Linked DNA regions of Mus musculus: region 1 is linked to region 2. The links are chromatin loops, found by intact Hi-C in ENCODE. Cell type or tissue: gastrocnemius. All regions are shown on one strand. Each heading gives the region's core, and the rest is flanking DNA. Links, peaks and the distances in the headings are about the cores only. Region 1 has its middle 2.5 kb from the start of Spry2. Region 2 has its middle 52 kb from the start of Trim52.

Evidence for each region. Peaks named below come from ENCODE experiments on the same cell type or tissue, not always from the same donor. Only the 100,000 strongest peaks of a DNase experiment are listed, where the experiment ranks them.
Region 1: a loop joins it to region 2, with 4 times the contacts of the local background. A loop is called at or near these places in 2 of 42 quality-filtered maps.

Annotation. Positions count from the first base shown.
Region 1 is chr14:105,897,902-105,900,706 of GRCm38, reverse strand. No RefSeq gene overlaps it. Among named protein-coding and RNA genes, the nearest start is that of Spry2, 2.5 kb to the right of the region's middle. In gastrocnemius, for the core only: a CTCF peak has its summit at 1,675 (motif pointing left); DNase peaks (open chromatin) are centred at 1,360, 1,717 and 2,205; H3K4me3 peaks cover 1,419 bases; H3K27ac peaks cover 1,457 bases.
Region 2 is chr14:106,156,300-106,159,104 of GRCm38, reverse strand. No RefSeq gene overlaps it. Among named protein-coding and RNA genes, the nearest start is that of Trim52, 52 kb to the right of the region's middle. In gastrocnemius, for the core only: no CTCF peak of the experiment used is centred there; no DNase peak of the experiment used is centred there.

The DNA.
Region 1 (2,805 bases), core at 142-2,641, 260 kb after region 2:
CGGGAAGAGTTCTTGCATAAATGAATTTTACTACCTCAGGTGGGCTGTAAAAAGAAAATGGTGGCCAACTGGTCCAAAATGTAACTGTGCTGTCTTTAAATACAAATACAAAACCAAAAAACAAACCAACAAAAACTCCTTTGGTAGTAGAACAAAATGTTTAAATACTGATTAACTCTTTGTGTTAAAAGCACATTGTATGTTTGCAAAATTTTCTCTTACATTTTCAAAACTAACACCAAACCTAGGAAGGTGAAGGGATTTTTTTTTTCAAATCTCAGAAAGAAACTAGATTGAGAATCTTTTATAGATACACTTTGCCCACATTGTAAAGAAGACCAAACAGCTTAGACCAGCTGGCAAGGACAATCCTAAACAGTGTTTCAGTTCATTGCACACAACTCTAAAGATGCTTGCTTACACCTTCTTCTTCACTACCTTCTACCAAAGACCTGAGGAGGTGAGAGTCCCAGAGTGTTTATATTCTACTTCACTAATAACAACAAATGAGGAAGGCTATAGTTATGAAGAACAAATATATGAAATCAGAAAATAAAGCCAGAGTTGAGAACACTAGTACACAGCAGACTCTGCTCAACAGCTAGCCCCGGTAAAGTATATTACTTCACGAGTCCTGGGAACCTGGAGTTGAGTATCTCATTGCAACATCGAGTCCCTTGGACTTGTTTGTGTTTTGTTTCACAGTGCCTGACAAGTGGTAAAACCTCTGCTTAGGGCAGAGTTCTCTTTCTAGAACTTTCCACAACACATCTGAAAGTGAGAGTTCTCTTGATGTTTGTCTGAGCGCTACCATTACCCTGGATTCTCTTCCACAGTGGACTCCAGTTTTAATCTGTGAGCATGATAACTGATTTGGAGGCACAGCGGTTTCATGAAACACCTCATTGTGCATATACAATGTGTGCACAAATACAATTAGTCTTTTTTTATTTTAACAGTAGTCTTTGGAAGCACAATATAGTAGCTTATACACTTCACTGGCTGAAAAACAATAAAGCACTAAGATACAGCCTAAGGAATAATTTAAGAGAATCCAACAGATTCTTCCATTTATTTTGCTCTTAAGTTACAGGTAAAAATGTTTTCCTAATGTGAGGATTATGAGAGAGAAAACCAGTAGATTATTACCTAAAATCCTTTCTAATGTATGAAAGATAAGTAGGAATTCTTACATTCTTCCCCAAGCATCCGGAAGTTCCTGATTTAAATTCTATTTTATGCTTTGATTCCTAATGACCTGTTGGCAGAGCTCCTGCGGCGCTGGAGGAAATGGCATGGGGCAAATGTCTCCCAAGAAGCGGCCACCGGGTGCAAGGGTGTGAGGGGAGGTGTTTCCCTTGCCAGCTCTGCTTTCAGATGCTAGCTGGTCACACACCAGCAACTCCTTTCTGACCTGCCTCCCACAACCTGCCTTTGACCCTCCTAGCTCCTGGGTGGAAATTTCGAATTTCTTCGGAATCGAACCAGCTCAATCTCAAAGGGAATGTGGCTAAGGGGGGTGACAAGAAATTCCACCTTGCCTAACGTTTATACTAGAAATCTTAGACTCCCGAAGCCGGCCAACCCACTTCTTTGAAAGGAAGCCCCCCAGCAGGTACTGAGTCCCGCAGAAGAAAGCAGCTCGAGGCCCGCGCCTGGCGCTCGCCCCCTGGCGGCTCCTTCGGGAAGCGCAGCGGCGCCCGCGCTCGCCTGCTGGAGACTCCACGGATTCCGACGCCGCGTGAGCCGCGGTGGCCGGAGAGGCCCTGCTGTCCTGAGCCCAGAGTGGCTGGGACGCGACTGAGTCGGCCGATCGAGCGTCTTCCACCCTCAGCCGTGGAGTTGGGGGGACGCAGGCCAGCGCCCGGAAATAACGCATGCCACTTCCCCTGCCATCTCTAGTTCCAAACCCTAGGCGAAGGAGGAGAGTGGTTGGAGAAACACCGAGAGGGCAAGGAGAGAGCGCAAGCCAGGCGAATGAGGTGCCAGGATAAGTTAGAGACGTCGCCAGAAGGCAGCTAGAGCCCAGGGTAGCAGCGAACAGGTGAGGACTGGAGCGAGAGAAGTCAATCTCCACGTTTTTAGGAGCTCTAACCTCGCACCGTGCAAGGTCGCAGGTGCTGTGCGGGGATTTTGACCTTATAGCAGGTACCTTCCGGTTTAAAAAAAAAAAATGTAAAATCTCAGCTAAAATTGCAACGTGTGCGTGTGGATGCATTTCAGTGACCCCCACCCCCCCGCGCGTGCTTCCATGTGCAGGCACCTTAGTACAGCCGCGGCCAGAGAGTACCTATTTAGAGTTTTAAATGGTTAACTATAGTCCGCTTCCAACATGAACAGGAGGAACTTATATGAGAATGTTCTAGGTGACAGATAGTGGGATTTGAAAGATGACGCTCTTTTTATTTATGGTTTCGCGAAGGAGGAATTCTGTAGTGAAACAGACTCTTCCCCCCCCCCCCCATTTCGGAAGTCCATGATGTCGCCCTGAGTAATCGCGTGGGTATTACAGAATTAATTTAAAAGGTTTTTGCATCGAGCAAAACAGTACCAAAAAAAAAAAATCTTCAAAAGGCCTCCATCTATAGATAATCCCTCTTAAAAAGGAAATTCTAACAAACTACAAGTCCACACACAATCCAAAGCCAATCCCAGCCAGAGCAGAAGGGACTTGAAACCCGAATCTACATTCCGTTCCTCCCGTACAAGGCTCGGGAGGTGGGGGAGGCGGGCTGTGCTGGTGCCCGGTGTATAATCGGGTTAATCCAGTAGACAAAGAATAAACCAATAGCCCTCCCACCTCAC
Region 2 (2,805 bases), core at 243-2,742:
AATCAAACCAAACGAACATGACTTCCTTCTTATCACTCCTAGTGACTATTTCTCTCACTCAAAACTGACTAATATATGAATTTCCACATTTACTAGATGATCAAATTTAATAAATTATATAATAACCTATTTCATATTATCTATTGAAATATAGCTTAATAGAAGACAAAACTCTATAATTAATGCTTTAAATTTTTATTTCTATCCAGTAAACATTGCTTAAATTTTTGTCAATAGTGGTAAGATATCAATATATAAAATTACTGAAAAATATAAAATTAAGATACTACAATAGAGTTCAAGACATGCCCACTATCTCATGTTGAATACATGTTGACTACAGGCTAGTGAAATCAGAACAGAGCTAATTAAGTTACTTATAAATGTTTTCCCTTAATTTTATCCACACTAGCTACTGATATAATGCTTAACACATACAAAATTTGATTTTTTAACTGGTTCCTTAACCAACAGGAGATAAAATATTTTAAGTGTAAAAAAGAAGGCAGGGGGCGAGGGAAACACTGAAAATTTCTGAAATATCTTACAAGACTAACAGAGATGGAACTCTGGCATGTATTCTATGATTCCCTGCTTTCATTTCTGATGTATATAGCCTAATGTGATGAGGTAATGGTAAATCTAATACTGAGTCACCTGATGTCACTTAACAACCCAAATTACAAGAGACACTTGATGCTATGGCAGAATGCAAAGCTGAAAGGCGCACAGATCACCTGCAATCCAGTTTTTTTTTTTTAATGAATATTGACCCATAACAAGGCTTCAAAGGGTACTCATTAAAGGAAAGTTGTGCAAAGACTGAAGTGTGTTGCTGATGTGCACCTATAAAGCAGCTACAGAAACACCTGGCAAACACAGAAGTGGATGCTCACAGTCAGCTATTGGATGGAACACAGGGCCCCCAATCAAGGAGCTAGAGAAAGTACCCAAGGAGCTGAAGGGGTCTGTAACCCTATAGGAGAAATATGAACAGCAATATGAACTAACCAGTACCTCCTGAGCTCATGTCTCTAGCTGCATATGTAGCAGAAGATGGCCTAATCAGCCATCATTGGGAGGAGAGGCCCTTGGTCTTGCAAAGATTATATGCCCCAATACAGGAGAACACCAGGGCCAGGAAGCAGGAGTGGGTGGGTTGGGGAGCAGGGCGGGGGGAAGGTATAAGGGATTTTCAGGATAGCATTTGAATTGTAAATGAAGAAAATATCTTAAAAATATCTTTAAAATTGTTTAAAATATATTAAAGTAAAGAGGAATCTATGGCAAAATTATTCATCAAAGTCCTATTTGTGACTAATACTTTATTCAAATGATTATAGAAAATTTGGAGAGTTTCTTTTCCATTAGGTGGTATAAAGTCTAGACTAGTAAACTCCAAGCTAGAATCTAACTTTTCGTAAGGTAAGAGAGTCTCTAAATAATGTCAGTTACAAATTTATCTTACAGATAGTTGAGAACATGTACCCCAGTTATACCCCATACTAGAAGACAGATTACAAAGTACATCTGACTTTATAAAAAGCTGAGATTATCACAGTAAATTTGCAAGAAGGCAGTTAAATATATAAGTCATTAAAACTAATGACATTTCAAACCGTAAAAATATAACAGGTATTGGTAACAAAATAAGGAAAGCAATAGAATTGAAAAACTCAAGATTTAGCTTAAGAACAAATGAAAGTAAAAAGACTGCTTTAAATATATTCCCAGAGAAAATAATAAATACAAGAAACAGAAATGTAGAATTTATTACCCCATTTCTACCCATTACTGCAGACTGAGTCTTTTCCCAGTCTATGAGATATTCCGGAAATTGTAATAAATTCCATTTATTGCTTAACTTGTTTCAGTCGGTCTTCTGACCCTTGAAATAAAAGTAATTATCATTAGTAAAATCTATTTATCTCTCTGGATAGAAGTGTTGATTCCAGAGACATTTAAGCTTTGCCAGATACTATCATGTCCAAAAAGTTTAAGACTGTAAATAGTTTTCTAAAAACACTAGTCTGTTCCACATAAAGAAATTAATATTATTCTTTTAATAACCAAAATATGTGTTTTTAGTATGCATTGGCAGAGAAGCATCCACATATAATTACTCAGAATCTACCTCCTAAGGTCTCTTATGGGTCCCCCAGAGTTTTATCCAACCAAACCAAGCAGAGAATAAAAGGGTGGAAAAAAATCATGAAAAGTTTAATGGGGCAAACCTAGAAAAGGTCAGTCCTTGCTCTCCCAATGGATATGACTCAGGGACAATGGTGCATGGAACTAGAAGCAGGTCTGGGCAAGAGTCTCACTGGGAAGCCATGCAGACACCAACCACAAGATTCCCGATGACATCTCTTGACTCAGAAAAGAGAATAGCCATTTTTGGCAGAGATCCATATATTTCACAACAAAAACTACTTTGTCTTTTGTGAAGTTGATATACTGAATATAAGTTGTAACTGAATATTAAATAAATTCTAGCATTTCAAGAATTTATGAAAGATGTATATGCATCAGCATTTGAGATATTAATAATCTTTGATTAGTTATTGGTAGCTGTATCCTCAGTAACCTATGCCAAGTTTTTTAAGAACCTAGAAATTGAAAGTCCTAAACTTGAACCTTAAAAAAAAAGAACCCGAAGATGTGTTTGGTGGTAAACAATTGTAACACCAGCACTAGAATCTGAAACAGGAGTTACCATGAATTTGAGACCAGCATGTATTGCATAGCATGTACCAAATTCTGTCTATAAATAAACTAATTAATCAGTAAGTGGATAAATAACAC